2 separate regions of the Mus musculus genome follow, and region 2 is linked to region 1. The links are chromatin loops, found by intact Hi-C in ENCODE. Cell type or tissue: gastrocnemius. All regions are shown on one strand. Links, peaks and the distances in the headings refer to the core of each region. The heading gives the core; the rest is flanking DNA.

Region 1 (16,154 bases), core at 4,307-12,306:
TTGAATGCTGGACAGTCCCACCCTCCAAATTTGCATTAGCAAAGAGTCGCTCTGTTTACACGGGGTGGGGGGAGGGGTGGGGGTGGGAAAGTGTCCCTGGGGAGGACAGAGGAACTCTGAGCGCTAGTCCAGCAAAACTGGATCCTTCCTTCCCTGTTTCCTTTCTCCACTACCCCTCCCCCATATGTCTGTCTCCCAAAATCAATTGCAAAATATCTTCTAAAGGAGAGAATCTGTGTAATGGAAATTTTGGTGGAAAATGTGACCCCCAGGAGCTGCAACACCTATTTTGTCACATCCTGTCCACTCCTCACCCTCCTCAGAAGCCCAAAAGGCCAAAGGAACTCCATTTTAGAGCCTACACTAGCATTCTCTCTAAATGTCTACCCCCTACCCCCATTCTTGATTTCATCAAGTAACAAAGGTAATAGGTTTTACTCTTGATAAAGAACTTTTAAGCTAGGGCAAGGACCTTAAAATGAAAAGATCAGGGGGCCCGAGAAGAGGACCCCAGTGGATGGAAGGTTAAACTCCCATGTGGCACCGTGTGCCCACTTTGTTAACTATTGGTCACTGTGGCTTCCCCCGGTGCCTGGCACAGGGATGGCACTTAAGATCTAATAAAAATGATAGCTGCTGGATGAAAAAAATGCTTTCCCCAAACACCCCTATTCTAAATTCCTTTCACTCCTGCTACTTCACCTACTCCCCTTCTGGTTCAAAGTCTAATCAGTTTACCTCAAATTCCTGCTCTGCTACTGTGAAAGGAAACCCTGGACAACTCATCTGTATCCCAGAGCCCCAGTTTCCCTACTTTACAAACAAGATTAAGAAACTGACGTCACAGGTAAGCTTTGGGAGTTCACGTAGGAGGCGCGCTCATAGTGAAGTTCAGCCTTAGCTGGGCTCATGCTAAACATTTGAAGCTATTGGCTCGCTCTCTTTCTTCACCCTCTCGATGTCTCCATCAAGTACTAACAAACAGTTTGGTTAGATCAAATAGTAATATGGTTATAAGAAGAATGAGTTGAGTCTTTCATGCCCACTTGACAAAATGTTGACCTGGAGGGTACATAATTAGACAATCTGGGATCTTTCAGAGTTTCTCAGCTCTTCTGAAAGAACTCCAATCCCACATCCTGTCTGGGACACCTTCAGCACTCCACAATAAAAGACCAACTGTCATTACAAAAAGGAGTCCTGTGTGCGTGTGCGTGCATGTGCATGTGTGGGCCTATACCTGGCATGATGCACACGTAGAGGCCAGAAGACAGCTTTTGGAAGTTGGTTCTTTCACTCAGGGTACAGTACTCAGATCATCAGACTTAGCGGCAAGCACTTTTACCCACGGAGCCAACTCACTGGGCCAGCGTCCCACATTTGAAAGGCTACTAAGTCCTATATACACTGCAATAATATTATTTTTTCCTAATTTAATGGACAAGTCAGATTAATTTCTGTAAGTTAATGGAAAACAATAAAATCTGGATTGAAAAATAAGAATGTATAGGGGGAAGAGTACTCTATAAAACAATACCATCAAAGATAAACAGTAAAGGCATAAATGGTGCTCTTTGATGTTTCAGGGGACGCTGTTTGGGAGGATGACGCTGCTCTGATGAAAGCCATCTCCTCTCTGAGAAGACAAGACTTCTGCACTTTAATTTAATTCAGGCAGCTAAATTATTTAAATATATCTTTTGCACATGTAGGTCATTTTATCCATGTGGCTATTTTCCGAGAGAATGTGTTAAGAGGAGCTGAAGGAAATGAAGCTAATTAAAATTTTATTACATTCACCTTCATAGAGTAATTATATGATTGAGTGGATTTCTTCCTAAGGAAACAGTTATTTTTATCTGACCGAGCTGGAGCGTGTTTCCTTTTTCACCTTGTTTGAGATCAGTGTGGACTACAAGAGAATGTACATTTTTGCATCCTGAATGTAACATGTCTAAGCCCCTCTACACCCCTCATGCAAGTCTTAACATTTACTTGACAAATAAACTTCCTAACTTAGAGCTTCACTTGCTAGTTTCGAATGCTTTCATGGCACAGATAGCTGAATTAATCAGCAAGAAGTGGGAACGTGCTAGCCATGGTGGAAGGATTTAGTTTGATTTTTCATCTTGGCAGGAATACGTGTTCAAGAATGTTGTAAGTAGATCAAACATATAGTTGAAATTTTTGGAAAGGGTATTAGACCTTCCGCTACAATGAACCAGGGATGTGTCTAAGATCTCAAATACTTTTTACCGATTTGGAACCTATTTAGCGTGTCTTCCAGATGGGTAATGAGTTGTAATTACTAGTTCCTTTAAAAGGGTGGTGACAAGACAGGGTACAGAATGGTGACTCTGGGACCTCTATTTTCTTTACTTTTCTTTGTATTTTAGAATCCTTTTTAGAAGAGGGTCATTCATATCATAAACTCCATTTCAAAAAAGGTTATAAAATGGAGGGAGAAATTTCAAATGAAATGAAATTTTCTCTTTGTCTGATGAGTATATTTATCTAAACTTAGCCCTCTCAGTGAGGTTCTCTCTCTCTTTCTCTCTCTGTCTCTCTCTGTGTGTCTCTGTCTCTCTTCTTACAAAAGGAATAATTTTGAAAGCTAATGGGAAACTTCTGTGCTTGTAGATGGGACATCTAGGGTGATGCTCTACTCATAAACCATTTCCACAAGGCATAATAGAACAAGACATAGACTTCGAACTTATGCTGCACTGACCTACTTGTGGCTGCACCATATGCCTCCGGTGAACTCAGGCAGGGCTTGTAGCTACTGAGGAATAAAGTAAGTTCTTCTTAATTAGCTTGGTGGCCATACCTGTAATCCTACCATCTGTGAGGTTGAGACAGAGGACTGCTGTGAAAGTGAAACCCTGTCTCAAAACAAACAAAATAATGATAATTCCTGATGGTTAGAGATGTAGACCACTGCATTCTGGGTAATGATTTGCTGCTAATCTAACGGACATCTCTATAACCTCATGCATGTTTAGACGGTCAGATAAATTGCGTCTCTCATTTTGGGATTTTGGTAAGAGAAACAAACAACCAACAGAAAACCCTCTCTAACTACTTTCAAAGATACTCGATGGCTAATAACATGCACCAGGCAAGTGAGGGCTTCTCCGAGCTTTGCACTAAGTTAATGAGATTCCAGCCAACAGCATTTGGCATTCATTTACACTCTATCAGAACAGTTAAATGCATCTTAGATCTTCTACTGGGATCCTTTCAATTTCCTAACATTTTGGTCTCGTTTCGTCTCCCCCTCCCCCTGCAGCAGCCGTTAGAAAGGGAAGACTAAAAAGTTCTTTAGGAGTGAGGCTCAGGGCTGAGCTCCTCTGTTCAAATCAAATAGGACCATTGAATTGGAAATTTGCTGTGTGTTCATACAGGTGGATAGGTACTAAAGTAGTTCTCAACCTGTGAGTCGTGACCCCATGGTGAGGGTCACATATCGGATATCCTGCATATCAGATATTTATATTACAAATAGCAAATAACAGTACAAAATTATTATTATGAAGTAGCAATGAAATAATTTTATGGTTGGAGGTTACCACTACATGAGGAACTGTGTTAAAAGGCCATAGCATTAGGAAGGTTGAGGACCACTGTGCTAGCTACTCTTGGGCTTTCCTGGTGGGACTGTTGGTGGAAGGCTGATGTGAAGGGAAGGCGTGGTGCTAAGTGTCACTGAGCTTTATGCTTGGCTGACAGGGGAAGGGTACAGACTGACAAGCACAACCGTACCCGTGTCAGTCTACATCTGGACATATTTGTGGTAGGTACAAGATGAAGAATGAATTCTTCACAGGTGCATTTTAATGGTTTTCTCAGGTTGTCACAAATAATAGCTTCAAATAATTCTAAATATGATGGCCAAAGAATTAGCAAAACATCTTTCTGTTGGCTAACTTCTTAGTTTGACTGCTCCAGGAACAGATAAAGATGATGTGCATCAATTATGTTGCTAGGCAACATTGAATGTGGTAAAACTGACCCCTCATTGGTAGAACACGTCTGGATGGGGGAGCTACAGATACTAAGTACTACTAGGGAGACTATGCTTTGAATTTCCCTGTGTGCAGCAAGACTCTACATAACATGTAGAGAGGACTCTTCAAGGTATACATTTGGATCTTATAGGAGTTTTGACTGTGAGATGTAACTTTCTTAAAAGCCAGGTCCTTTCCTTGCCCCATATGGGCTTTATTCTCTGGCCTAAGAACTTTCAGAGTTTTAACTATAGGCGAGCATCTGATGTTTCTGTCCTAGACTCTACAGTTTCTATGCTTGTCCTTCTAAAAAGGCTGGTGTCAAAAATGGGTGCAACAGTCTTGTGAATATAAACATTTACTTGAGCCCAATGAACTCCCTTGCTGGACACTGCAGATGGATGCAGCGTCTTGATTACCATCATGTTGCATGTGAGGCAGTAATTTGGGAAGGACCTTACATATTGAGATTTCTGTAGTGCTTTATCCATTAAGTTAAACTCATCCACTCATTCATCCTTGTACCCAAGAATCCATACATTTACCCGTTTACCCAGATATCCATCCACCAATCTATCTATGAATCCATCTATCCATTCATTCATCCATGTATCCGAATATCCTTACACCCACCCATCTGTCCAACAACTAATTAGAGCATACGATATGCCAAAGCCATAGGATACTAGATAGAACCAATCAAGGCCTCTTTTCTCATACAGTCCTTTGAAAGGAACAGAAACAGACAGTAATAACACAGAGTGTTACTACTTATAGCAGATAATATTTATTAACTGCAGGATACTTACTGTATTAAGCGTATATACATCATCTAATTTAATCATTGCCAAAAATTCTGTGAAGTCTTGATGTCTGTATGCATCTATTACAGCCTCTGAGTTGAGGTACAGGGAAACTGCCTCACAGTGGCCTTTTCAGTGGTCTCTTCATACCCAGACAGTTATCGAAACCTGCTTTTTAATGTGCTATGCCTTTAGCATAGGCTCACGCTGAGGGATGTTTCTGCGAATGCTCTCATGTCAACTCTTTCTTATGGTCCACATTATAATGTTTTAAGACTCAGTCAAGTGGGAGCATCAGGGAAACCAGGGAGCCACCAAAGGGTAGGAAAGGGACAAGGTTTACCGAGGTTTAACTGGGTATCAGTCCTGTGCCTCACCCCCAAGAGGAAATTATAGCTACTCTCTTCCTAAGTTCACCAGCATCCTTTTCTAACCCTGAGGTGTCTAGCTCACCAAGCTGATGTGAGCTTATTGGTATTTTATATTCACGCAATGTATGTGAACTGACAACAATCTTACTTACATAAGCTTACTGTGTCCTAAACACATTGCAAGAACAGGGTGTAATGGTTTTCTTTCTTGACATATTGATTTTAAGCAGGCGCATGTACACACACACACACACACACACACACACACACACACACACACACACACACGTGGGGATGTGGCTCAGTCTAGAGTGGATCAACTGAATCCCTAGGATCAGTGTCTTACATTTCCTTCCTGTTGCTGAGATAAAGTACTTGGACAAAAGCAGTTCAGTGGAACAAGGGTTGTTTAACTAGTATAACTAGTATAACTAGTATAACTAGTATAACTAGTAGTTTCCATCATAGACCATCACTGTGGAAAAAGTTAAAGCACCAGGAAATTCAAGCACCTTATCACATTACATACACCTCGGGAGTAGAGAACAAGGATCAATGTATGCACGTTAGTGGTCTCCTCTCTTTCTTCACTCTTCTACAACCCAGAATTTCCTGCCCAGCCAATGGTTCCACTCACAATTAGGATGGGTCTCTTGCGTCAACCAATATAGTCAAGACAACTCCACTGGGCTACTCTCAAAGGCTAACTTAATATAAGCATTTCTCACAGATGTGTCCAGAGGCACACCTCCTAGGTGTCCAGCTGACAAGGTATCCATCATGCTCTGTACCACAAAACAACAGCAGCAGCAAGCCACCTCCAACTCTCAGAAAGACTTCTCAGTCCCTTCATTATTCAGTGCAGTTTTTATGTGTCTCTCAGAAGCATCTTCTCAGTGACTGCCGAGAGAAAGGTCCCAGAGGCATCACCTAGGCCCAGGATTGGGGTCATCGGTATACTCACAACAGACTTGGCAGCACACACTAGGAAACTTTCCATGCCTTAGAATACCACCCCCCCCCCCCGCCACCAAGAAGTACACACTACATGGACAGTGTCAGATGTTAAGAATTTCTTTCTACACATGAAATTGAAATTCCCCATTATTTATACTTAACAAGCTATGCTCATACAGAAATAAACAAGCTGGTCAGGAATGGGTCTCCTGTTTGCCATACTCTAAAACCTCAGGTACAACCATCCCACTCTGCCTTTTCCCAGTTTTCCTGACCATGGCTCTGACCTGTGGCCAGCCTAACTGAAGGCTGCTTTGCATGACATCACTTTGATAGTGAGAATCTTGTCTGGCTGTGTGGTCTTAGATGCATTTTCCATGTTCTAAGTGTCTTCCAACACTTACAAGACCCGCGGTGCTGACCATACTGACTTCCATGGCTGCTTGGGTCTCTCTGTAGCTCCAGAGCCTACTTGACTCTCTTTGCTAAAAGGTCTTATGAGATGGCTTTCTTCTCTGCTTTCCCTAGGATGGAACTTGAAGCTTAACCTAATACAAGGTGGTTCCTGACAGAGCAAAGTAGAACTCCACATAACTGTCTATTCTGGCCAGCTGATGAACCCTAGTCACGCAGGTCCTGTGCTGTTGTGAGCACAGAAAACCCATGAAGACAAGATGTATTCCATGAGATACTCAAAGTCATTTATCATTTAACTGACACAACATATTCACCCTTTCAATAAAACGTAGAACGTTGATTCTAAAACTCTCATAAAAGAATTGGTCACCACTTCCTCTAGCTTGGAGTTCTAAGATGTCTTACTCAATGAAGAAAACCACGGATGGCTATACTAGAGGCTTCTCCAATGAGAATCCTCCCAAAGAGGAATGCTGATTATCTCAGAAAAAGAAACGATATAAATAAACATAATACAAAATTGAGGTGCTGGGACACAATTATAAATCGCTCTGCTTGACTCTTGCCATCTTCCAGGGCAGAGGCAGGTTGGTCTCTGTGGCAAAGAATAGACCACCAGCTGTTGTATGTTCTGCCAAGAGCAGAGAGAGTTATTATAAATAATCAGCAGCAGTATGTCCTTTGGGGCTGGGCAGTGTGTGTGTGTGTGTGTGTGTGTGTGTGTCTGGAAATAGAGGGTGCTAGAGGGATGGAGGCAGGGCCAACATGGCAGAGGATGAGCTAGAAGTTTTTCTGTGTACCTAGGCTCCTATTACATCACAGGGGCAGTTATGTAATGTGCCTCCGTTTATAACCAGAATGGAAGTAAAGGGAGCATCTTCATTAGCAGTGACACAGCGTAAGTCACGTGGATAGGCCATCAGTGTGCTTGTGGGCATCTTCCCTTCCCTTCTGCATCTGTCTGCATTTTGTTAACTCCTTGCCTCCTTTTGGGCATACATGTGTGTTTTTAAAGTGGAAGCAGAGACAGAGCTTGGTGCCCTGCTTTTAAGGTCTCCTCACAGAAGAAATGTATGGTGTTGATTTTACAATTTTATATCCTATCATAAGGTCCCTTTTAAAAAGGAACTATAGTAGCAACACGTAGGTCTCCCAACATTTCCCTGTGACAGATTCACCCACCCCATGAGCCTTTGTAGCCAGATGCAGGCCATAGTTCCTCACTTCATTTTTTTCAGGCCATTCTTCTGAACATGGAGAAATACCATCCTGCTCAAATCTAATTCTAAGCTGTAACTCAACTCAGGTATATGTTAGAGGGATGCTGCCCAGGAAAGACAAATAATTAGTGTCTGATATTTAAAATTCACGTGTGTGTGTGTGTGTGTGTGTGTGTTCCTGAGTGTGACTGTTTTGCTCTGTGAACCTGGAGTTTCCTGATCTGGTGAACCTGGCTGACTAGAGATCCATCTGTCTCTGCCTCTGTAGCCCTGGCATCCTAAGAGTATGCCACCATGCCTAGCTTTTCCTGTGGGTTCTAGCTCGGGTCCTTACCAGTTAAACATTTTTTCCTGGCTCTGTTTTCTTTTTTTAAATTACATTTTTAGCAGTTTACATTCAGACAGTAACATTTATCTTCATGTCTAACAAGTGGGAAGATTGAGTCTCCAAAACGTGAAATGATTTATTCAACCAGCTAAGGAAACCCAAGGCGGGGCCAGGCTTAACAGGTATTCCAGCCAATATGACTATAATAGAAAATTCTAAGACAGATCTACAAAGGCTTTATCATATAGTTCCCTAACAGGAGCAGTGTGGAGAAAATGGAGTTCAAGTCTCAGAGGAAGGAACCTCTGCTTAGCCTGTATTGATGTTTTACACATTGTTTCACTTTTATGTTTGCCCTTTATGCCCACAGAAGCCCATTCCCCCTCCCCACATTCGCTCTCTCTATTTTTTTACATTGCCCCTAGCTTTAATTTTAGAAGCCTTTGAGTGCATCTTTGTGGATTTATTCCTTCTTGAAACAGGAGCAGGAATTTTACCTGTGTTCCCATGCCTTCAAACTAAATGACAAATTCTGGGATCTAACACTGAGCACAGATAGCAAAGACAAGATTGATTCTAATCCGAAAAATAAAGTTCAAATATTGACACTTTACGGTTAGAGAGTTTCCAATCTACCTGGGGCCATGGAAGTAGAGTTTACTTAATTTAGCTATCAGGCTGTTCATTGTGTTTTCTGGCCCTATAAATTTGTGTTGTAGTATCTTGAATATCCAGCAGATGGCATCTGCTCCAAAACTCAAAAATTCCATTTCCATAGTATGGCAAGCAGGGAATAGACACATAGAAGCCTCTCTCTTCATCGACTTCTCCACTCACTACCAAGAAAGGGCTTCTGGAACACTGAGGGTAGAAAATACAGCTACTGCATGGTGAGAGCTATTCTCTGTCCATACCTGTAGACCTCAGTAATTTGTAAGGGAAATAGAATTAGAATAAATCCTGATGAATCTCCCAAACGGACAACTATCAGTTTCAGTTATTTTACTAAGTGAGATAAGAGAGCAATCTTAGTGTCAGAGTGGTGGGTGTGTGTGCTAATCTCAAACCTCCCACCAAAGAGAGACAGGCAAAGGCAGCACAGTATAACATTTTCAAATCGGAGCCAGCTCCTCCAAGAAGCAAGGACACAGCCCCATGACAGATGCCTTCTCACGGATGTGAGGAGACGGATACGGAATGTGATTGAATGACTTCTAATGTTTCACGACACCTTTGCTCCATAGCTTTGAAAAGCTTACACATGAACACACTGATCCCTATCCAGATGAGCCAGGGGCCCCATCCTTTTGTGTCAAGCACAAAGAGGAAGGCGAGTGCAGCAGAGACAGAGACAAAGGAACAGCCTGTGCAACCAAGCGCTGAACATGATTTAAACAGCCAACTTAGTAAACATCAATTCTCAGGCTGTATTCTGTGAATTGGAGTCAACCTCCAAAGGAAATGCAGGCTTACACTGAAAGGATTGCTTCTGCTAAGACAATGCAAAGTCGCATCTTTGTGCCGTAAGTCATCTCCCTGAAAGATGCTGACAAGACAAAGGCCTCAAAGTGAAAAGGTGAAACCGGCTCATTTGAAAAAGGGAAAAAGGAACCGCATTAGAGCTTCTTTGTTTAACACTCTGGTACCCGTGTTTTGTATTGTCAGAGATCAGTGTGCCTTTGAGGAGAGAGAGGGCTTAGAAATGGAGAGAATGTGCGGCTTGCTGTGTGACTTTCTATGAATCACTTTCTCACCCTGGACATAAAGTTTCCATTCTGGTCACATAAGAGGGTGGGAGCAAATGATTGCTGTGTTTTCCACATGGTTATGATGAAGCTCCCTCCTCACATTCACACATAAGTGAGAGTCTGAAGACTGGGTGGTAGAGGCTTGGAGAAGTGGGGACCAGTGCTGGCCCATCAAAATGGAACCGTGGGGAAGGCACTGCACATGAAACTATCTCGGAATCCTTTGAGCCTCTCATTTGGATGGTTGTTTTCTAAGAATACAATAGAAGCTCTGGTTTGGAAGTCAAAGCCCCAGAAAGGAAATACATTTTGTCTTAAACGTTAATAATGTTAACGCTTGAGAATCATGTGCACTTTGACCACTTCCTTTTTTACACGCAGCAGGGTCCAAGGATATTTCTTTTTTTGTTGTTTGTTTGTTTGTTTTTGTTTTTCGAGATAGGGTTTCTCTGTATAGCCCTGGCTGTCCTGGAACTCACTTTGTAGACCAGGCTGGCCTCAAACTCAGAAATCCACCTGCCTCTGCCTCCCGAATGCTGGGATTAAAGGCATGCACCACCACCGCCCAGCTCCAAGGATATTTCTAAGACTGGAATTTTGAGTTGCCTGACATCTCCTGCCTCAGTCACAGTCAAACACACAATATATTTCCTCAGAAGTGTGGACTTAGAACATTTGAACTTAAGGCTGAGTGTGTACAGAACCTGTAGAATGTATCTTTGACCTCTTGGCTTCTGGAGACACACATTTCCTTTGTTTATTCACAAGTCTACTTTATTCTCCCCTCAGATTTAATTATTTTCCAGTTCTCATTTGCATATGTGTAGGCTACCATCCATTCACAATCTGCTGAGACCTACACGTGGGAGGCACAAAGCTTCCCATTCCATAAAAGGACTGGATACCATGGACAAGCCACTTCCCCTGCAGTGCTCTCAGAGAGCCCTGCCCTGCCCTAGCAAGTGTGCTGGAGATGAAGTATGCCATTTGGTGTGTGCATCTACATCTTCAGCATGCCATTGTGTACCAGATACAGCAGAGAAATGGGATCATTCTATTAGACACCCGTAGTCTGTTGGGACTGGGAGGGACATTACAGAACCAACTAAAGTTACCCTTCAGTTTACATGTGAGAGAAATGAATCTCACTGGTGTAAGATTGGCAGAGATAACCCAGGTGGTGGGATGATGCTAGACTGTGATCCTTATTTTATTTTATATTTTGCATGCCCAATTCAGATACATGCCCATAATTACTCTGCTTTCAGCATCTCTCTACTGTCCTGAATTTTTCTGTTTTTCCACCTCTCAAATTTGTGAGTTTGCTTTTGAGATAGGGTCTCATGTAGCCCAGGCAGGCTTTAAACTTCCTATGTCACTGAGGATTATCTTGACCTTCTAATCCCCCTGCCTCCACCTCCCAAGTGCTGGGGTTGCAGGTTAACAAGCCTTGTTTATGTGATGCTGGCCCACACATGCCAGACACGCACTGTACCTATAAGCCCTCACCTATAAATGAATTAAAGGATTTTTTTTGAAGCTAACACTCTAGGAGTGACATCCTGATTCAGGACCTTAGATACCTTCTGAATGCAACATAAGTCAAAATGACCTTGTTACCATACATTCCTCTTTCTACCACCAGTCTATTCAGTTTGCTGTACACTCACTCATTCATCCAAACCTCTATCTGTGTTTCTACCTTTAGGCCAATGACCTCGGAGGGTCGAGCCCTCATCTCAGTGCAGCAAACAGAACTAGATGTCCTTTCTCCTCGAAAAGCTAGCAGCATGACTGTCAGTGCTCCTGAAGACTCTTGAACAGAGCACACCAGCTTTACAGTTGCTCTTAGCTAGTATTTTTGAACAGCTTCCCATCCATGGTCACAGCAAACATGCCTCTTCCTTATCTTCTAAATGCAAAAGCCAGTACCCCAGAGCTCTCAGGGACTCAACCACCAACCAAAGAGCACACAAAGATGGACTCAAGGCTTCAGTCCCATATGTTGCAGAGGATGGCCTGTGGGACATCAATGAGAGAAGAAGTCCTTCGTCTTGTGAAGGCTCGATGTCCCAGTGTAGGGAAATGCCAGGACAGGGAAGTGGGAGTGGGTGAGTTAGTGAGCAGGGGGAGGGGGTAAGATAGGAGGTTTTCGGAGGGGAAACCAGAAAAGGGGATAACATTTGAAATGTAAATAAAGAAAATATCTAAAAAAATAAATAAATGCAACAGCGACTGCCTGCTTCAGCATCAGTGGAACATGAGCTGTTGGTCCCATGCTAATAAACTGCATTGCACAGAACCAAGACCTTTGACCTGACATCTCCCTAGAAAACACTCCACACATTAAAGGCACCAAGTGAAACTAACTTTGCTTGCTTTCAGCCTGTCCCTGCATAAGCCATTCCACATAACCGGAATCACACTAGATAGTGGCACGGTCTTGGGTCAGGTTTTGCAGGTTCTTCTTTCTAATATCAAGTAGTTGACAGTACTGAGCATGTTTTTTTCCTTTCTTCTAGCAAACCTTCCCTAGTTCTTCTCACCAGCAGACTGAGGACCTGCACTGGGACAGTCACTGAATTCTGTCTCAAATGTGTGTCACGGCTAGTAGATTTTCAAGAAAGACAATAGGTACAGTTTTAGGGTTGTAATAGGTGGTCTGGGATAAAAATTCCACGCTTTCTTGTGATTACTTCTGAACTTAGGTGGATGCTGAGAGGACCAGGACGTGAGCAAGCCTCTAAGTGAGCTGGCTTGGGCCCTCATCAGCTTTAGCTGAGAGCCTTCCATCAGAACCCCAGAGTAGGAAGCAAAGCAAGGACAGCTATGTCCAGACAACTTTGAACAAGAGCTACAGACTACCTCTGAGGTGACTTGTTCAAACAGAACCCTGTTCTGTTCACGGCCATCTGCTAGAGTTTGTCTGCTGGTCTTTGGAGTTACAGAGCAGCAATCCAGCTCCAATCACATTGCTAAGGTCTGCTAGTACCAGAGCTATCCTTCCCATAACAGGGTCTCACACGTTCCCAACAGCTCTGGGCAGCAGATGCCACTAGCTCATGTTAGGGGGTGCTCTGAGGCAAGCGGAGTTTAGACAGTTTAAGTAAGTTAGTAACTGGGGAGCTCCGGCTTTCTCTCAGGCTCTCAGCTTGACTCTGTCATCTATTTCACATGCCTGCTGTGAGGCAATTTCCTACAAATGGACACTCCCTTCTGAAAGGAAGAAGGTGAGACCTAAGACCCAGAAAGCTAACTAGAAAAAGTCACAGGCTTCAGAATATCCTGCCCAAGGTTCTAGAGGCAGAAAACAATGGCTGAGGAGGAGAGATTTTCCCATGGAGTTAAGCAGGGAGCCGCATGGTGACAACTCACAAAGCTCCAGCTCTGCTGGAGAAGGCAAGGCCACAGTAGCTAAGGTCTAGTGGGTAACAGGCCAGAAGTTACCAAAGCATGAATCAGAGATGGGCAAAGTGGGCTTCAACCCACTTGACTGGGTGCATAGCATGTGATTATCACTCTAGCTGGTCTAGATGCATGCCTACAGCCTGTAGCGGGGGTAGGGGCATGCTTACAGCCTGCAGTCTACAGCCTCCATTGGCACAGCCTGTTGCAGTCTAGAGAATGAACCAGTCATGGAGAAGACCTCAGTCTTGGCCCAGCTTCTGCCATTGTCCTGAAAATCCTGGACATAGGAAATTCAAAAGCTTCTGTCTGTCGGCAGCTCTTCCCTCATAGGAGCCTCTCTCACTTTGCTTGGATTCTACCTCTCTGTAGCAATTCTTAACACGTTTTTTCTTCATATTTACTTTCCAGTGGTGTAAGGCAGCAGACTTGGGGCCACTATCCCAGGTTGGCCATTGATGACAAAGTGTCTGGCATCTTAGGTCCTTGGGTCACATACAGCTTGGCCATGAAAGGTTCTATTGCTCTCAAAAAACCCACATATCCTCATTAATAGAAAGTGGTCCCTGAACTTGCACATCACAGAGACAGGTCTATGGAGAGACAAGATAATACACAAATAAGGGTAGTGGGTGTCTTACATCCTAACACAAGCCATTGCTGAAAGTCTGCTTCAGAAGAGGGTGGCAAATGACTATGGTGGGCGGGGCTAAGATGGGAGGGTGGGGAAGTATTTCATACAAAGCATGACACAGAACCGAGGATCATGGGAATGAAGAGCTTCCTGGGGCATTGAGCATGTGGAAGCCATGGGCTGGTGTGCTGAAGCCAGGGAAGAACTGTGTGTGCTGAAGCTTATCAACGTTTCGTAAGTGATCCCACTACAACAATGGCACTTTTATCCATTCAGTAACCAAGTCAATGCATGGCTAAATTTCCCAGCGTAGTTCTACGTAGACAAAACAAGCCATTAAATTTTTTGGAAAAAGTGAATGAACTTTATAGGACGATGAGCCAGCAATACCACTGCTGTACATGGAATTCAGATGACCTGAAAGCCATTTTCTGTTACTTAGTGTGGCTGCTTCCATTTACAAATTTTGATTCCTATATCTCAACCAGATCTGGGCCTTTTAGACTGTATGTCCTGAGTTTTGAAAGAAATTGGCATGGTTTACATTATTGTCCAGGACAAAGTTGTCCGCACAATCATTTTATGACTTTATAACTAGTAACAATGAAGGTACAGAGTCCCTCAATCTAAAGGAAACAAACAAACAAACAAACAAACAACAAAAACAAGAAGAACCAACTAAACAAAGAAACCCAATGAAAAGAAAATGAGAAGTGAGAACAGCATGGTACTGAGGTTCCCCCTGAGCATCAATGGGCTGTGATTCCTTAGAGCTGAGGCCCTTTCAGAAAGCTATCGTACCACAGTCAGAGTTGGTATTCCTTGGGAGAACATTAAAGTTCTTTGTTATTAAAACCACCTAAATTTGAAGTTGAGTTTTCGTTTATTGGGTGGCTGTATTGTGACTGGGATCAAGAGAAGCTATTTCTTTCAAAACATTGACAAAAGCTGTAGCGTAGCAAACAATGCAGTTGTTTATTGAGAAACTGAAATTGCTTTTTTAAAAATGAAATTTACTTTGTGTATGTGTGTCTATGTGTATGTGCACAAACGTGTGTAAAAGGCTAGGGAAGACATGAAGTATTTCCCTTCATTGTCCTCTCCTTATTTCCTTGAGAATGCTTCTTCATTGAGCCAGGAGCTCACTGGTTTCTAGCTAAGCTGGTGGCCAGCCACTGTCTCCTTTACTTCCAACACTGGGGTTACAGGCACATGAAGACATGGAGAACTTTCTCTTGGGTGCTGGGAATCTGAACTTGGATCCTTATGTGGCATAACAAGCACTCTTACCATCCCCCCCCCCAAGCTGTCTCTCTAGACCCCTAGAGCTTGCTTTTATAAGACAAAACTAATGTTTCAGTATCATGAAGAGGAAAACAGACCACAACAATCTACTGAATCTGTGGTCAAATGAAGTTGGACTCTAAAGCCTCTTTTGATTCCCAGTTCTTGTGTGGACAAGAGAAGCTGAGATGAAGGGGCAGCTGGGTCCTGTGTGTCTCTCATGATTCTTGAACATGAAGCATTTGATCTGAAAGTTTTCTTTAAGAACTCACGTCCAGTTTCCAAGAAGACATTCATATGCAAGCTCCTCTGGAACAGCCCACCCTGCCCCAAGTGTGTAAATCACAGCAATGAAGGCTCACATTACTAGAACTGAGAGAAGGAGCAGTTGCCTTAGGTGTTCTTCCATTCTGGGTTTCTGAAAAAAGTGGGACTTCAATAGCTGAGTGAAGGGTAGAAGTCCCCCTTTTCTATGAGCATGGGGCAGGCAAGCTCCCTTTTTTGAAAATGTTTCCAGAGAGGAAAATACAAGCACATACACACAATTCCATACTAGAACTATCATTCAAATAGGAAACTTGGAAGAGGTGTTGGTCTGGGGTGCAGGTGTCTGTTATTGGCTAGTTTTGATGTCAGAATGTTGGGAAATTATGGCACAAATTGGGTACAAGTCCTACAAGAGAAGCCACTTGCTTCCTAGGTGGAAATTCAGAATTTTAAAAAGAAATCTTTCAGACAAGAAATTTCTACTTTAAGTAGAACATACCTTCTTCTTCTTTCTTTCTTTCTGTTCTTCTCTTGGCCCTTTTCCTTTCCACTCCTTTTCTGTATTAAAGCATCGCAAACTATTCCTAATTAGTAAGTGTAATACAAAAAAGAGGAGGTCCATATCATCTTCATTTTTCTAGAAATGTCAACAAGAAACATCTTTGCTCTCAGCCTGTCTGCTCTTCTGCCACTCAGATGCTCAGAGCAGT
Region 2 (16,154 bases), core at 3,934-11,933, 140 kb after region 1:
TGTTGTGGCATATGGGGGATGCTCAGGCCTTGCTGCTCTGCACTCTGCTCATGCCCTCGGGGCAGCAGTGTCCTTAGAATAGGAACAGGGTTTGGAGCTACTTTGCAGGGTGCTGTTTGACTCTGCTTCTTAACAAAGTGTCCAGGCAAGCATGCATGTGGCTGTTGGATCAACAATCCCGTAAGAACACAACAAACAGCCTGTGGACCAATCCAAGGCATCCCATGAGGAAGGCACTCTACTGAAGGTCAATGTCCTGGCCTGTGTAAACATATATGGCCATCTCTAAGACACTTCTCTGTTACAAAGCCAACAAAGGACATTTTTTTAAGCCCCCATTTCCTCTCCAGGAAATGGTGTATGTTCAGAAAGGAAGCTGCCTTCCTGTTTTCTCCATACGGACACTCTTACAAGGTTTTTCTAACTTCCATATTGAGCCTTCCATCATATAAAGAAGTGTGGCTCAGGACCTGGACAGTTTTTGCTACAGTAATTACAAAATAGAGATTTACTTTCTCCAACTCATAGGAGCATTCTTGTTTAATTTCCCATTTTTTATGTGGTGAGGAACTCTATCCCCTGCCAATATGTAGCTTATTCAGTACCTAGAAAGGACACTGGCTAATCGGCTGGGGTCAGACTGTCTTTCTTTGCAAAATACATCAACTCCTAGTTTTCCAATTACAAAAGCCACTTGACAGGCCACCTGTTTTTTATTATTTTTATCAGGGTTTTGTGATACAAACTCAGTGTGTCTGGCACTGGGGAATGAAATATAATTCAGGAAGGTTTCGTACGTCTTGTACATGCTATGAGGATTTCACACTGACTTCTTGGATTATTAAGAAGCATTTGGAAATGAGTCTTTGTTCTCTGGGAGTTTGTGGCAGAGTTCTTGTTTCTGCCTCACCTGGAGACACTTGAGGCTATAGACATTAAAGGAGAACACCCAGGTGGTACTGCACCTAGACAGCCATTCAGATGCACCAAGTTTTGAGCTAGGTAACAGTTGCTCTTTGTACTCGTTGTATATGTCATACTCCTCCGTGTGTCACAAAGTGGCATGGAGGCCAGTTATAACAGTCATGCAGGCGCTTGTTGAATGCAGTGGGCTCTCCTGCCTGGGCCTGTGCAACGGAAGTCAAAGAGAGGGCTCTGAAAATGTGTGTTTTCAGTACAGCTTTATTATTAAAGAGATCTAAGTGCTAGAGATGTTTACTTGTTAGTGAAAAACAACTAGACCCCAAATCTCTAAGGGCCACAACATTAAGACCCAAGGTATTTTAAGATGAGACCTTTTTAGTATCGCTAGAATCTCATAGTGGAGGCCACTAGTAGCACTCTGCTCAGAGACCATGCACAGAGTAACAACCACCTTCACCCTGAAATGTACTTGGGCAGACTGCATCCTGAAGGAGGCAAATCTACAGAAGGCATTTAAAAATCTACAGTCTTTTAATTGTCATGGTTTCCAATATGCTTACTTGAACAGGGAAAGAAAAAGCTGGTTATATCCTTCAGCAAGAAACTTTCTCATATCAAGCAATGAACTTTAGAGTCTCCCATATGCATAGACTAGCTCATATTAGTTTAAGCACACACACACACACATATACACACATATGCATTCACACATATAGTGAGCAAAATGGTTAAAGTATGTGGAAATTGCCCACTTTTAAATAAATAGTTTTGCATATATTTCTACCTAAGAGGATTTTACATCAGGAAACACAAACAACTCACACACACACACACACACACACACACACACACACACACACAATATTTTCATATCTTTTAACTATTTTGCTCACATGTGAATACGTGTGTGCGAGAGTGTGCGTGTGCGTGTGCGTGTGCGTGTGCGTGTGTGTGTGTGTGTGTGTGTGTGTGGTCTACGTGTTGGGGGATACACAGATTCATGGTTCTGGGGTCAGAAGAAGACATTGGGTGTCTTTCTCTGTCACTCTCTGGTCTTGTTCCCATGAGACAAAGTGTCTCATAGAACTGAAGCTCCCCATAGTTTGGCCGGACTGGCAGCCAGCACAAGCCTCAGCAATCCTGATCCCACCGTGCATAGAGACCGTTGGCCTATGAGGTCACATGTGATTTTCAAATAGGTACTAGGGCCTAAATGCTAGCAATGTTTTATATCATACATATGCAAGTCAATGATTATCTTAATCATCTGTTTCAAAACTTTGGGTTTTGAACCCAAACTTCTTTCTTTCTGTCTCAGGCAGGCATCACTTGTTTAAGTTACACACCATCTGACTCACTCCTCTCTTTCTAAGAAGATATTCAGATTAACACTGTTACCAGGCTTTGACTCTTACACAACAGACAGAAACTTGAGAACAGAATAACTTAAATATGATCACTTAGGGGAGAAAGGCGTTTAAGACCGTTTTTTTCTATGTAACCCTGGCTGTCTTGGAACTTACTTTGAGCTGACCTCAAACTCACAGAGGTCTGCCTGCCTTTGCCTCCCAAGTGCTGGGATTAAAGCACCACTATCACCCAGCTAAATATGATCACTTTTTTAAATAAAGAAATTTAAATTAATCAAAGTTAAATAAACTTTAGATAAACCTGAAACTCAATGAAAATAAGTTACAAATATTTTTGAAATTTTCCTTGTAAAGTTTTAGCACCTTGTCATGACACAAGGGTATCTCTTTTTATTAGTTTGTGAGATATTAGGTATGTTTCTCAGTAAACTAGTATTTAAAATAAAATATTTAACTATAAAGTACAAAAATAAACATTGCTTGGGTCTTAAGTCTTAGCACACTCATTCAACAAATATTTATTTCTTCTGTGTACATTGACTAATTAACATAACACAGTCTTAAAGATAGACTCTATCTGCCTGTTATCCAGTGTGAGAAGCTGAACATCACTTAGCGGGAGATGGGTATTAAAAGTATAGTACAAAGTTATAAATGAAGGACTATGAACATCTGAAACAAAGACTAGGTGTATAACACGGAACCAAGATGAATGCTTCTTAGAGGCATGTCTTCAGAGTGGGAGGAGGAGAAGCTGGCAAGACCCCCGAAGAGAAAGTCACCTGCCTCAGGCAGAATGGGCAAAGTGGTAGGGCAAATGGATGGCAGTCTACAGCCTCTAAGTGGAGAGAGGACAGACGGAGGCTGCAGCAATGGAAACACCTCATTTTCTCGGCTGATAGAGAGTGAGATGGTTGGGTCTTGAAGCAGCAGGGACAGATCAATCAACATGGAAATACAGGACCAGTGGAAGCCACTAAGACAAACAGAAGGGGAAAAGATGGTACTGAATTGAGGCAACTAGCAGGAATAGGATGGAGACACACATGATCCTACAAGGTAAGATGGAGCTGAGAGATGCATGTGGGTCATGGGCAGGCCTGAAGAATGTTTGACTAATAAACCTGCAGGAGGAACGTGTGCTCTCTCTCTCTCTCTCTCCTCCAACCTATGTGTGTGTGTGTGTATGTGTGTATGTGTGTGTGTGTGTATGTGCATGTGTCTATATGTGTTTGTATTTGTGTATATGTGTATATGCATGTGTTTATATGTGTATATGTATGTGTGTATATGTGTATGTGTGTATATGCATATGTATGTGTGTATATGCATGTGTGTATATGTGTATATGTGTGTGCATATGTGTATGTGTGTGTATGTGTGTGTGTATATGTGTATGTATGGGTGTGAATGTGTGTGTGTATGTGTATATGTGTGTATATGCATGTGTGTGTCATCAGCCATGGAGAAACTTCTGTCTGCAGGCAAGGCTGCCAGTAAGGAGTTAACCCACTTTCACAGTCTCCATTATGAGTGGTGACAGAAAGACAATAGCCCTGTGACAGAGATGGCAGAAGACAGGAAGTAGAAAGGAACAAGACAGTAGATAGTTCATGGATGACTTGTCATCATGAAACAAAGAATCAGCAACAGGGCCCTTCCTTGTGATTCAAGGGTGCAAGAACTACTGAACTAACAAAAAGAAAGAAAGAAAGAGAGAGAGAGAGAGAGAGAGAGAGAGAGAGAGAGAGAGAGAGAGAGGAAAGGAAAGGAAAGGAAAGGAAAGGAAAGGAAAGGAAAGGAAAGGAAAGGAAAGGAAAGGAAAGGAAAGGAAAGGAAAGGAAAGGAAAGGACTTTCCCAGTAGTTGAAGCAGCACAATCATTCTAGCAACATAGACCACAAGCTTGTGGGCACATTGCTTGGTAGAACACAGAAGTACTTGTTGATGAATGAGCTGGAGTAAGACGCCTAGCAAACCAAAGCCCCATTTTGCTTGCCTTCCACAGCAGAAGGGTGATGACAACTGTTTGAATTTTTCCAGCCCAATTGTGCCGAGATCTTGTTGGGTACTCAGAGGCACCCAGTGATACAAAATTATTTTCAGCCTACACCACAAAGGATGTAGACAAGGTGTAGGCTCTTCAGAAACTCATCCACACAGGTGACTAGTCACAGATCCAAGTTTCAAAGTATGTCTTTATCTCTAAAGTTCCCATTGGGATTCCTGGAGTTACCAGAGTACTGCTCTGAAAATGTCATTTATTTTAAAATGTATGTGTGTGCTGTGTGCCTGCAAGAGTTACCTTGCACATGCATCATGCTAACACCCCTGGAGGGCAGCAGCAGCAGATCTCCTGCAGCTCGAGTTGAGTTGTGAGCTGCCTGATGTGGGTGCTGGGAACCAACCTGTGTCTTCTGAAAGAACAATCTGAGTGTTTACCCACTGAACCATCTCTCTAGTGCCTGGTAACTTAAATATTCTCCACTGCATTCTTTTTTTAACATGAATATGGGGGAAGTCTGAGAGTGGTGCCTGCCGCCTCCATAGCAGGTATGGAAGTTTAGTCTTTGCTCATAAGCACGTGGCTGGTCCTGAGGAAACTCAGAGTTCACATTTCTTAATTTAACTTTACTTTATGGCCTTTTAAAGGTCTACATTAGCAAACATTAACTCTGTGATCAAAATTAATGTCTCAGAAAGGCACCACTGTTACTCTTAAAACTGAATAAAATACCTAGTCTGTCTAGCTATCACAACGCCACTGAAGTAAATCATCTGAGATGCTGTCCTCAGAAGGGTAGGCGGGAGTTAAAGTGCAGCCCTCTAGGAAGGAGCTGCTTTCCCCCCTCGTCTGATGAGTTAATCTTCCTGGGAACAGGATTATATTTACTCATCCCAAGAGGGTGTTGACTTGTCTGGGCTCCAGAAGACTCCAAGGACAGAGTAAGTTCTATGCTGTTCATCCCCACAGGAAGAAAATCAGCAGCGCTCTCTGCAGGGGGCCACTCCTTCTCTTGTGCTTAAAACGACAACTGGAACACTAGTACATGAGTTTAAATTAAGGAAAGACCGTCAAGAATGCCCTTTTCTCTGTAAGAGGATTGGTTGGGTCCTGGGATAAGATGTAAAGAAATACTTTTTAGTCCCAAGACAGAATCAGATGGGTTAATAATGCATTCAAGGGCTTTGCAAAGATACCTCAGATGAAATGACAAAGGTGCCCAGCTGAAAACTCGAATTCTTTTCATCCCTGTCTTTTAACAAAGAGACAATTGTAATATGTAAATATATGTATATAAAATATTATTTACTATTATGTATGTATTAGACACTCAGACACAGATACAGAGAGGAAAGAGAGGGAGACAGTGTTAGAGAGAGTCCATATGTGCACAATGGAGGTATTTGCATATCATTTTCTTGGCAATGCTCAGAGTTTCACGTAATGCAACATATGTGTAGTATGAGTAGTTGAACAATAAAGACTAAATACTTCCTTTAAATTAGAAAACAGTATTCCCAACACGGGAACTATTGGAGCTGTGCCCAGCTTGTTCAGTAAACAGGTAGGGCAGATGAAACATGCACTCCTAAAACTATTTAGGATGTGTACTGTGGTCCACATGTGATCAGAGGACAACTCTAAAGACTCAGGCATCTCCTTCCAGGTGGATTCCAGGGATTTAACTCTATTAAACTTGCTAACAAGTGCCTTCTATCTGATAAGCAACCTGCTGGGCCTGAAACATACTTTAAGTCAAGAACAAGAATTCTTGGATGCAACTTCCAGCACTTTTATCTGTATCTCACTAGACCTTAGACAAGTATTTCTCTGGGTATCAGGATATAGCACACACACACACACACAAACACAGTCACACTCAAACATACACACATACATATACTCACATACACATACATACACATAAATACACATATACACATAAACACACTCACACATATACCCATACTCACACACACATACACATTCAGTCACACACACATACATTCATAGCCATATGCCACACACTCAAATACATACACTTATGTGCACATGCACACAATGCACACATGTGCATACTTGTGCATACAGATATACATACATACACATACCCCACACACACACCAAACACATGCACACTTACATATACACACATACATCAGATACATGCACACACATCTAGCACACACACATATGTACATATACATACCACACATATATATGCACACATACACACAAATCCAACACATACATACATATAAACACATCCACACATATCCAGCACATAAACACACACAAATATACACAAACACACACATCTGATGCACACAAAAAAAGAGACACACATGTCCAACACACACACATTTAAGAAATGGAGGGAAGTCAGATGGCATACACCTTTAATCTCAGCACTGGAGAGGTTGAAGCAGGCAGATCTCTGACTTAGAGGCCAACCTGGTCTACATAGCAGGTCCCAGGACAGTCAATGCCACATAGTGAACCACATTCTCAAAAGAAGAAGAAGGAGGAAGAGGAGGAGGAGGAGAAGGGAAGGAGGAAGAGAAGGAGGAGGAGGAGGAGGAGGAGGAAGAGGAGGAGAAGAAGAAGAAGAAGAAGAAGAAGAAGAAGAAGAAGAAGAAGAAGAAGAAGAAGAAGAAGAAGAAAAGGAGGAGGAGGAAGAGGAGGAAGAGGAGGAGGAGGAAGGAAGGAAGTGGAGGGAGCCACACCAATCTCTCTGAGTTATTGTAAGAATTAAATGTGACAAAGGGTATGAACTCTCTGTAATCATTAGTTCCTATTTATCTCAAGTAGTTTCTTATCCTTTTGTGACAGTAGACAACAAAAATAGAGAATTTCTGCTGATATTGGTGAACTATGAACTCAGTTCCAAGGCAGAAGGTTTAAATAACCAGGCCGACTCCAGAACCGTTGATGCTGTTGTCTTCCAGATGAGACTCACTCACAGTCCTTAGGAACATGCTGTTCACTGTGTGCTTGCCTGCGGGTCCTGGGCCAATTTCCTCATCTCAAATAGCAGCAGTTGGCTGCCCACACTACCCTCTGCAGGCAGCTGTGTCTCAGTAGAAACTGTCAAACAGCTGACTCTAGAAAACCAAATTTTCCTCTTTAAGATCCTAATTGCATCCATTGGTAAAATAAAATAAAATAAAATAAAAATCAAAGTGCATACCTTGCCCTTTCATGGGAGCTGACATTCTGAGCTCAGGTTTGTTAGGAAGTATTAGCAGAAGATTTAGAAGAAGTCTGGAGGGCCACCTCGGAGATGGAGTAGCAGATAAAATGTTCCCAACACAAAGATGAGGATTGCAGTTAGGGATCCAACACCCACACCAAAACTGGGCAAGGTGCTTGCCTGTAATCCCAGCACTGTGCACTGCAGACAAGGACAGGAGGGTTCCTGCGGTTTACTTGCCAGACAGTCTAGCCAACTAGTGAGTTCAGGTGGAGACCCTGTGTTTAATATATATATATATATGTAATGTGGAAAACAATAGAGGAAGACCTCTGGCCTCTATGTGGACTCCTGACTAAACACACACACAGAGAGAGAGAGAGAGAGAGAGAGAGAGAGAGAGAGAGAAGGAGGAGGAGGAGGAGGAGGAGGAGGAGGAGGAGGAGGAGGAGGAGGAGGAGGAGGAGGAGAAGAAGAAGAAGAAGAAGAAGAAGAAGAAGAAGAAGAAGAAGAAGAAGAAGAAGAAGAAGAAGAAGAAGAAGAAGAAGAAGAAGAGGAGGAGGAGAGGTGCAGATGGGACAGGAAAGAGAGAGGGACAGGAAGAGAGACAGGCAGACAGACAGATGGAGTCAGAAACAAAGGGACAAGGAGGGTCTTCTTAGAGAAGTCCACCCCTGCTAGTCCCCTCACTTTTTTGGTTGGTCTTCCAAATGAAACAAATCAGTATCCCCAAAGAGATGTGTTTTCCTGTTTCTGTTTATGTGCTGGAGAAGGGCAAAGCTGCACACCTGCTCACCACCATGAAGTGGTGAACTGTCTGCATGGCAGAGCAAACGAACCACTTAAGTTACTATAACATTCAAAGTGTAAGAAAGGTGCTTAGTGACACTGTGTTTCCAACCTAAAAACCTATGAGGGGACTCTACACTCCCAAGACGCCTGAGAGCTATGTGACAATGTGTGTGTGTGTGTGTATCAGAAATGGCCGATGGTTTTGTTCTGTGTGGTGCAGAAAGGTGGAGGCAGATGGCCCTGTGCACGCTTCACTGGGTAAGCGTCCAGAGTTTGGCCCCCACCTGTCTGTGGCTTCTAAGTCCCTTCCTTTCCCACACCCACCACTGAGCACAGCCCCCACTGCCACTGTGCTGCTGTCGTCTCTCCTTTGAACACTTACTCTGTCTAGTCAAATAGGCTCATCCAGGTACAGAAAGCAGAGTCACGGGGTATGAAGGTACAATGAGAATGCCTTCCAGGCTTTCCAGGGTCAGACCCCACAGGGACCCAAACACTCTTCACAAATACACACAACAAAGCATAACATATAGACAGCTCTGGGAAACGAGTCATTTAGGGCTAAGGTAATTAATGTACATTCTGAGTCAGAGTTTCACACTTAAATTTCTAAAGGCGTGTTTAATGCCCTCTTAGCAGAGCCAACTGTGTCTGTCCGTGGCTGCGGAGAACATCTTCTTGGGAGTGCTTAGACCAAAGGAGGCATTGAACAGGGCTTCCTCTGCTTTTAGCTGATGACCTACTATTACAAGGGGCTTTCTCTTTATAGTCTATATTCTCACTGTGCCCTGGAGTCAAGATGGCTGGCGATTCTCCTCGAGAAAGACTCTCCCACTTTAATACCATGGTCAAAGCCACCCCAAACCCCATCTTCTCCATGAAGTTGCCTGCTGTCTCTCAGTCTTGCTACGGAAGTGTGCTTATCCTTTTCTCAGTGGTTGGAATTGTCATTACTGCTATTGTGTGTGTGTTCTCTAATATCCTTTCTGTGTTCTATACCCCGACAGGGAATGTACATTAGTGACCTACGCCAGAACATTCATCATTAGAACAAGTGCTTGATTACCCCTGCTCATTTAATTCATTCACTTATGAAAATGACAGTCAGAAAACGACACAGTCTGTTCTCAAGATACTTGGAGCTCACTAAGAGGGGGGAAGCAGAGGAAACTCAAAATCCAGTGCTCCGTGTGTTCTCACCGAGGACACGGGCAAGGCCTCAGCAGAAGAGAGGCACCCGCTCTAGGTAGGAGGTCAGGTTGGTGTGATATTTATGCCTGGTCTGAAGCTGTGTGTGTGTGTGTGTGTGTGTGTGTGGTATATGTGTGTGTGGGTGGTGGTGGTGGTATGTGTGTGTGTGAGCTGAACATGAGTGTGCAGGTGTGGCACGCTGAGGACAAGGTAGGATGTTGGGAACCATCCTCTCTCTTTCTCCATCCTAACCCTGTAAGATTGGATCTTTCAGCAGATTGTACACTCACCTTTCAGCTAGGCTGCCAGGCCAAATGAGCTCTAGGGATCTTCCTGCCCCAGCTCCTTCTCCCTCCCCCGTCGTCCCCACTCCCTACTCTCCTGAGCTGGAAGCGGATGCACAGGCATCCCCACCTGTTTGTTTGTTTGTTTGTTTGTTTGTTTGTTTTTCATGAGTTTGGGGGATTTGAACTCAAGTCCTCATGTTCACACAGCACTCTTACCTACTGAGCCACCTCCTTAGTGGACTTTTTGCACTGAGTCTTCAAGGAAAACAAAGGCCTACTAGGGAGGCAAAGGCTGTGGAGAACTCTACCAAACAGTGGCTGAGTCAAAGCAAACAGACTGTAAGGGGCTGTCAAGAAAAGTGCTAGAGATTCTAAGGACAAAGGGAAGCCAGAAGAGGTTTGAGCAGGACAGGGGTGTCAAGGAAGACCCAGGCTAACAAGTTCTAAGTGAAAGGATGCATGAATCTTACACAATCATTTCCTCCATGCGTATTTCATGCTACATTGTTGCCCCTATCAAATCCAATGAACATTTGCTCAGCCATTTTATACTCCATCCACCTGGGCTTACATTTCATGTGCAACACTGACAGCGGCCATGAAATTCTGAAAGGAAGGCAAGGATGCCCATTCGTCCGCATCCTAACAACCCCGGAAAGGCACAAATGCACGGCTCATCTAAAGCGCTCCACAACAGAACGTGGAGTAAGTGCCCCCACTCCACCCACTAGTGATACTCACGTCACTGTTCTTGATAATGTTACACCATGTCCCTACTGGAGTATGACTCAGACACTCCCAGGGACAATACAGTTCAACCCCACACTTGTCCAGAGAATAGCCCTCACCGAGAGTGTGTGGCAGGATATTTCTTCCCCTCTGTGTACTTTTGCATCCTCATTCCCTCCCTATCCCAAAAATGCAATCTTAAAGTTATTTTTCTGAAAATGAAAAAAAGAAAATCAAGGTCAATGCAGAGAAGACCTCAGAGCTGGGTGAGGGCGTTTGAGGATTGGCAAACTTCTTGGTGAGTACAGAGCTGAGGTTGTCCCCTAGACAGGACGAAGCACCTTCTGATAACCACCATCTGGCTCAAATGTGTTACTAACCTCCATTAATTTATGAATCATTTCCCTGACTGTGCATTCTTACAACCACCAACCCAGTGTAATTCAGTACATTTCAGTAAAACTTGCCCAGGAAGATTAAAACAGTTTTAGTGATTATAAACCATGTAGGTTTGTCAGACACTGGTAATCTATGGGCCCTGTGACCTGGAGCATTTGTGTCTAACTGTGATTTAATGCTCCCCCTGACCCCATTTGCAGTCCCCATTTCACATTTCAGGGTTGCTTTTTATTTATTTATTTATTTATTTATTTTTGAAAGCAATCTTTTTCTTCAGAATAATTTTTCTTACCAAGAGACTACAGGCAAACTGACCATTAAGTAGGTGGATATATTTGCTTTCCATTTAGGGAAGCCTGGTTTAAGTCCCAGTTCTTTGAAATAAAAAAGCATCAGGAAACACTCCTGAGTGCGCCTTTGACTTCCTTCCCTGCCTGTCAGTGACAGGAGGCAGCTGCGGCCCAGGCTTTGACTTGGTTTAAAGGCTGATATCTGACTCCAGCTCCCAAACAGCCATCATTCTTAAGATTCAGTCCTCGGCTCTGTGCCTCCTCTGTGAACCCCACTTAACTGTCACTGTTAATGGGGGAATTACTTCACAATCCAGTTTCTAGCACACCCGTTTGTATCTCCAGGGTTTGTGGCACACGTGCATTTTTATCAAATTATAAAGTGAATGACTTATGTGGGTTGACTGTGACTAGTATTTTAAGGTCAGAATTTCTTGAATGGATATTTAAGACATTAAAGAAAACAGGTATTTTATCAGTTTCCTTGAGGATTTTTGTGATGTAGCTTCTCCTGCCTCAGTTTGAGTTGGGACACATTACATGAGGGTAGACCACACAGAGGATACATTCCCATCAATTGGATGAAAGTTAAATGACTTGATGCCTTAAACAGAAGAATATTTATATATTCCAAATAAACTCAGATCTCACCATTTTCCTTCCATCCTTTCCCGGGTTGGGTAGCCACATAATATGTAAGGACCTAGTTAAATTTCAAAAGAATAACTAATAATCAGCCATAAATATGTGCCATGCAAATTTGGGGCATAGTTGTATTAAATATTCCTTACTGATTGCTTGTCTGAAGTTGAGATCCAGCTGAGCATCCTGTCTTACCTGCTTATTCTGGCAATTCAAAGTCTGGGACATTGAATGGTGGTCAGAAATGCATTTTCTCCAAATTATGGGTCTGTGTAGCCCCTAAGGGGCTAGCCTTTCCTTGGGTGTCTATATAATGGAGATGTCCCACAGGCTGCTCCCAGGGCCCCCATGGAGCCATCTGGAACTAGACACTGAAGACTTAAAGTTTGTTGAAGAGAACAATGCCCTCCACATAGCACACATAGCACACGCTCAACAGATTTTTATTGAGAACTCTAATTTTCTAATGTTCACAGTGTTATCTAAGGTGAACATGAAGATAAAATAAAATATCATAAAAGGTATTCCTCTGCTGCCCACCACACACACACACACACACACACACACACACACACACACACACACACCATCCTTCAGCGGCCCTGCCACTGCATCTGCTTGCAGTGGCTCTCCTGATTTTCCCAGAAGTTAGCCAGGCTTCCTTAATTTTCTCATGGGAAACTGTAGGTGGTGGCACTTAAAGCACTGTCCTGGAGTCAGAATAATTCTGGTACCAGCAGCTTCTGTGACTCCTGGCTCTCTCCCCATCCCTCACTCAAATGAGTTAATAAATTCTGCTGCCAATGCTGAGATAACCACACCCGATAGTTGCTTTCCATTGTCAACTTGAGTAGATTTAGAATCTCTCAGGAGATTCACCTCTAGGAGTATGTGTGAGGAGGGGTCCAGAGAGATTTAATCAAGGAGGGAAAGTCCACGTTGAGTGTGGGCAGCACTCCCATGGCTTAGGGTCTCAAGCCGAATGAAAAGGGAAATGGGAGAAGGCAAGCAGAGGACCCACACTGATCTCTTTCTGACTGCACAAACAATTCGAGCCTCAGGTCACCACCACCATCCTCTAGCCACCCTTTCCCCACCATGATGGCTTATTCTCCAAGTTTGTGAACCCACACAAATCTTCCTTCCTTCCTTCCTTCCTTCCTTCCTTCCTTCCTTCCTTCCTTCCTTCCTTCCTTCCTTCCCTCCTTCCTTCCATAAATTGATTCTGTCTAGTGTTCTGTAACAGCAGGGAGGAAAGTAACTAATGTAACAAGGTGTCATGACAAATCTTACTAGACTAACTGGTGGTAAGCAGCCACTGTCACTGTGATACTATGCTGCTGTTGTCATCCCTCCACAATGTTTAACAGAACTTACTGCAGAGCGGGCCTGAGAGCCAGCAGAAGTTCCAAGTTCCCACCAGCCCACAGAAAGCATCACCCTGTCTGCCTCAGCAGGAACAACTTCATTCTGCTACTCCTCTGTGCCTCTACACTCCCTCACACCTACAGATGTACGAATCTCTTCACTACAACCTGCAGTCAGACTCAAGACACAGCCTTTTGTGAATGCTAAGAGCGGAACTAGCAGACTTTGTCTTAAGTGCAAGATAGAAATAAGATCAGCTTCCGGGCATTCAGGAGTACGTGTGAGTTTGAGGGTGACCCACACTGCTGAGGAATACTGTGATTTTGTTAATATCCAGGCATGCCAATAAGACTATAAGGATCATGTTTATCCATCACATTCTGTAGTGTTTATTTTCAAAGAATAATTTCAAATTCCCTTAGATAAAAAGTGAAAGGAAAGCCCTGCCCTCTGACCTGTTGCTTTTGTATGACACCACAAAACATTTGTGTTCTTGGAGTCTCAGGCCACAGTGTTGGGTTGGGTCATAGTGCCTTCTTCATAAGTGGCACCTGCTGAGTATCTGTGGGTCCAGCCAACGCACAGGGTCTTAGACAGCAGCGGTTTTCTGAACATCGAAGAGATGTATTGCTTTCTGTTTTTTGGGTTTTTTTCTCCATGGCAAAATGCAGTGACTTTCTTTAAAGCAGGAATTCACAGCAAGAAACAATAATTTTTCACACCTGTGTTCATAATGTCAGCTCTAGAAAGTGATGGGACAAACTAAAGGGGTTGGGGAGAGTTTGTAGTTTCAGGTTATTTAGACTTAAAGGCAGTTAACTGACTTGGCTGTGGGCAATCAGGAATGACATGAGTTTTGCCTTGACTGGTAATCTATTAAGACAGAGACATCCTTCCTTCTGCCTCTAAGATGTCTTCACGGCCAAATCTCCATTTTTTACAGTCCTTTGGTCTGACCCGTATGTTTGGTGTTCTCTGTCATTCTGGAAACAGTGCAACCCTGAGAGGACCAGGCTGCACTGAAGCTAGAGATCACACACTTTTACATTATTCCTCTGGAGGCAGCAAATAATACTGTTTCAACAACACAAATAATCCACGAATAACCTGCTTTGCTGTTGTTTTCCTGAGACAGGGTTTCTCTATGTAGCCCTGGCTATCCTGGAACTCAATCTGTAGACCAGGCTGGCCTCAAACCCAGAGATCTACCTGCCTCTGCCTCTGCCTCTGCCTTGCCTCTGCCTCTGCCTCTCTGCCTCTGCCTCTGCCTCTGCCTCTGCCTCTGCCTCTGCCTCTGCCTCTCTCTCTGCCTCTCTGCCTCTCTCTGCCTCTCTGCCTCTCTGCCTCTCTGCCTCTCTGCCTCTCTGCCTCTCTGCCTCTCTGCCTCTCTGCCTCTCTGCCTCTCTGCCTCTCTGCCTCTCTGCCTCTCTGCCTCTCTGCCTCTCTGCCTCTCTGCCTCTCTGCCTCTCTGCCTCTCTGCCTCTCTGCCTCTCTGCCTCTCTGCCTCTCTGCCTCTCTGCCTCTCTGCCTCTCTGCCTCTGCCTCTGCCTCTGCCTTAGTGCTGGATTAGAGGTGTGTGCCATCAACCCTGGAGGACTATGAACTACTTAAGGAGTTTCATAGGAGTCATCTTCAATCACAAATCTGAACCACTGTTCAGACCTTAGCTTCCCCTTAGCATGTTGAAGACATGAGTGGTGGCTCTGTCCAACTCTACTCATTTTAGCGTTTTATGGTCTTAATTTTTCTACCAAAGATTTCCAGTCTCAGAAATACCCAGTGTTACTGAAGAAAAGCTAAAAGCTTGCCATGTTTGTAGATGCAGAAGGTCAATCCACCAGGCAGGGCCTGATCACTTCAGCAGCCAGGTGACTACAGCTCCCAGAACTGTCTTTCAAGTGCTTCTCTTTCTCACCAGTGGCTCTATTGTATGACATTCTCGTGTTCCACCCCCCCCCCCTTCCCAATTTTTGCTTTTCCTTATCAGACTTTCGTTTGGGCATACATGGGGGTTTTCTTGTTTCTGATAGAGCCTAGTGACAATCTTAAAAGCAGAAAATTTCACAGTAAATAGTGTTTCCAAGACAAAGTGTTCAGCTGGTAATTTCCCACAACCCCCAGGTCAAACGAACATGTAGTGGACTGCAGAGTGGCCCTCATTCATAGTTACCCTCTTGGGGAATGGGCCTTCTCCTTGAGATAACTGCGTGTTTCTTCAACACACGTGACATACAGTTATGAAAAGGAGTTCAGCCACATGGTCATCCTCCAATCTACCTCATGAGCAGCAGTGTTAGCCTTCCTGCTGAAGCCTCCCTCTGCTCCCTGGCTTCCTGGAAACCCAGGATGCCCTATGCTAGGTTGGGAAGGTTCTCTCTGATTGCCACAATGACCATGCCAGAGGATTGTTCTAGGTGTTGGGGGGAGCGAGGGGGCCTGGGTAATGAAAGCCTGTGGGTAAGAAAATGGCAGATCAAATCTTTGCTCTCAGCATGAAGGGCAAGGATTACAAGGCATCACATCTTAGCTGTGCCAAGCTTCCGGATCCATCGCTCCTTTTTACTTTCTAATCTGTGATCTGGTGCACACCCTGACAGCGTGGTGTTTCCAACAGGTGCTTGCTACGGCTGAGTACTTTACAAGACAGAGAAAGTGCTGTGTATTTTAATCACATGTAGGTCTAAGAGAGGTGAGAGGCAATGTAACAAAAGTATGCAAGATTTGTTAGTTTACTTATGTATAAAAATATACAATAAGATTAAACTCCAAAGAATTGTGTCTCACTTCATTTACATTACTTTTGTCTGATGTTTTATACATCATAGTGGCACTTTGAATGGTATCTATTTTATAGAAAATTATAGACAAGAAAAATAACCTATATCCATAAGAAGTAATTTTGTTTTTCACGTTTGTCTGATTTATGCTCTGTGGTGAGAGTATACTGAAGCTGTGTATATTATGA

Evidence for each region. A loop is a pair of places that touch in the nucleus more often than their neighbours do. Peaks named below come from ENCODE experiments on the same cell type or tissue, not always from the same donor. Only the 100,000 strongest peaks of a DNase experiment are listed, where the experiment ranks them.
Region 2: it touches region 1 in a loop (10-fold over the local background); 10 of 42 quality-filtered maps call a loop at or near these places.

Annotation. Positions count from the first base shown.
Region 1 is chr9:13,645,862-13,662,015 of GRCm38, reverse strand. All of the region lies in intron 2 of Maml2 (mastermind like transcriptional coactivator 2), which reads right to left. Among named protein-coding and RNA genes, the nearest start is that of Gm51666, 44 kb to the right of the region's middle. In gastrocnemius, for the core only: a CTCF peak has its summit at 8,822 (motif pointing right); a DNase peak (open chromatin) is centred at 9,328; H3K27ac peaks cover 212 bases.
Region 2 is chr9:13,502,336-13,518,489 of GRCm38, reverse strand. The region is part of intron 1 of Maml2 (mastermind like transcriptional coactivator 2); the gene reads right to left. Among named protein-coding and RNA genes, the nearest start is that of Phxr4, 79 kb to the right of the region's middle. In gastrocnemius, for the core only: a CTCF peak has its summit at 7,372 (motif pointing left); DNase peaks (open chromatin) are centred at 7,314 and 8,546; H3K27ac peaks cover 1,928 bases.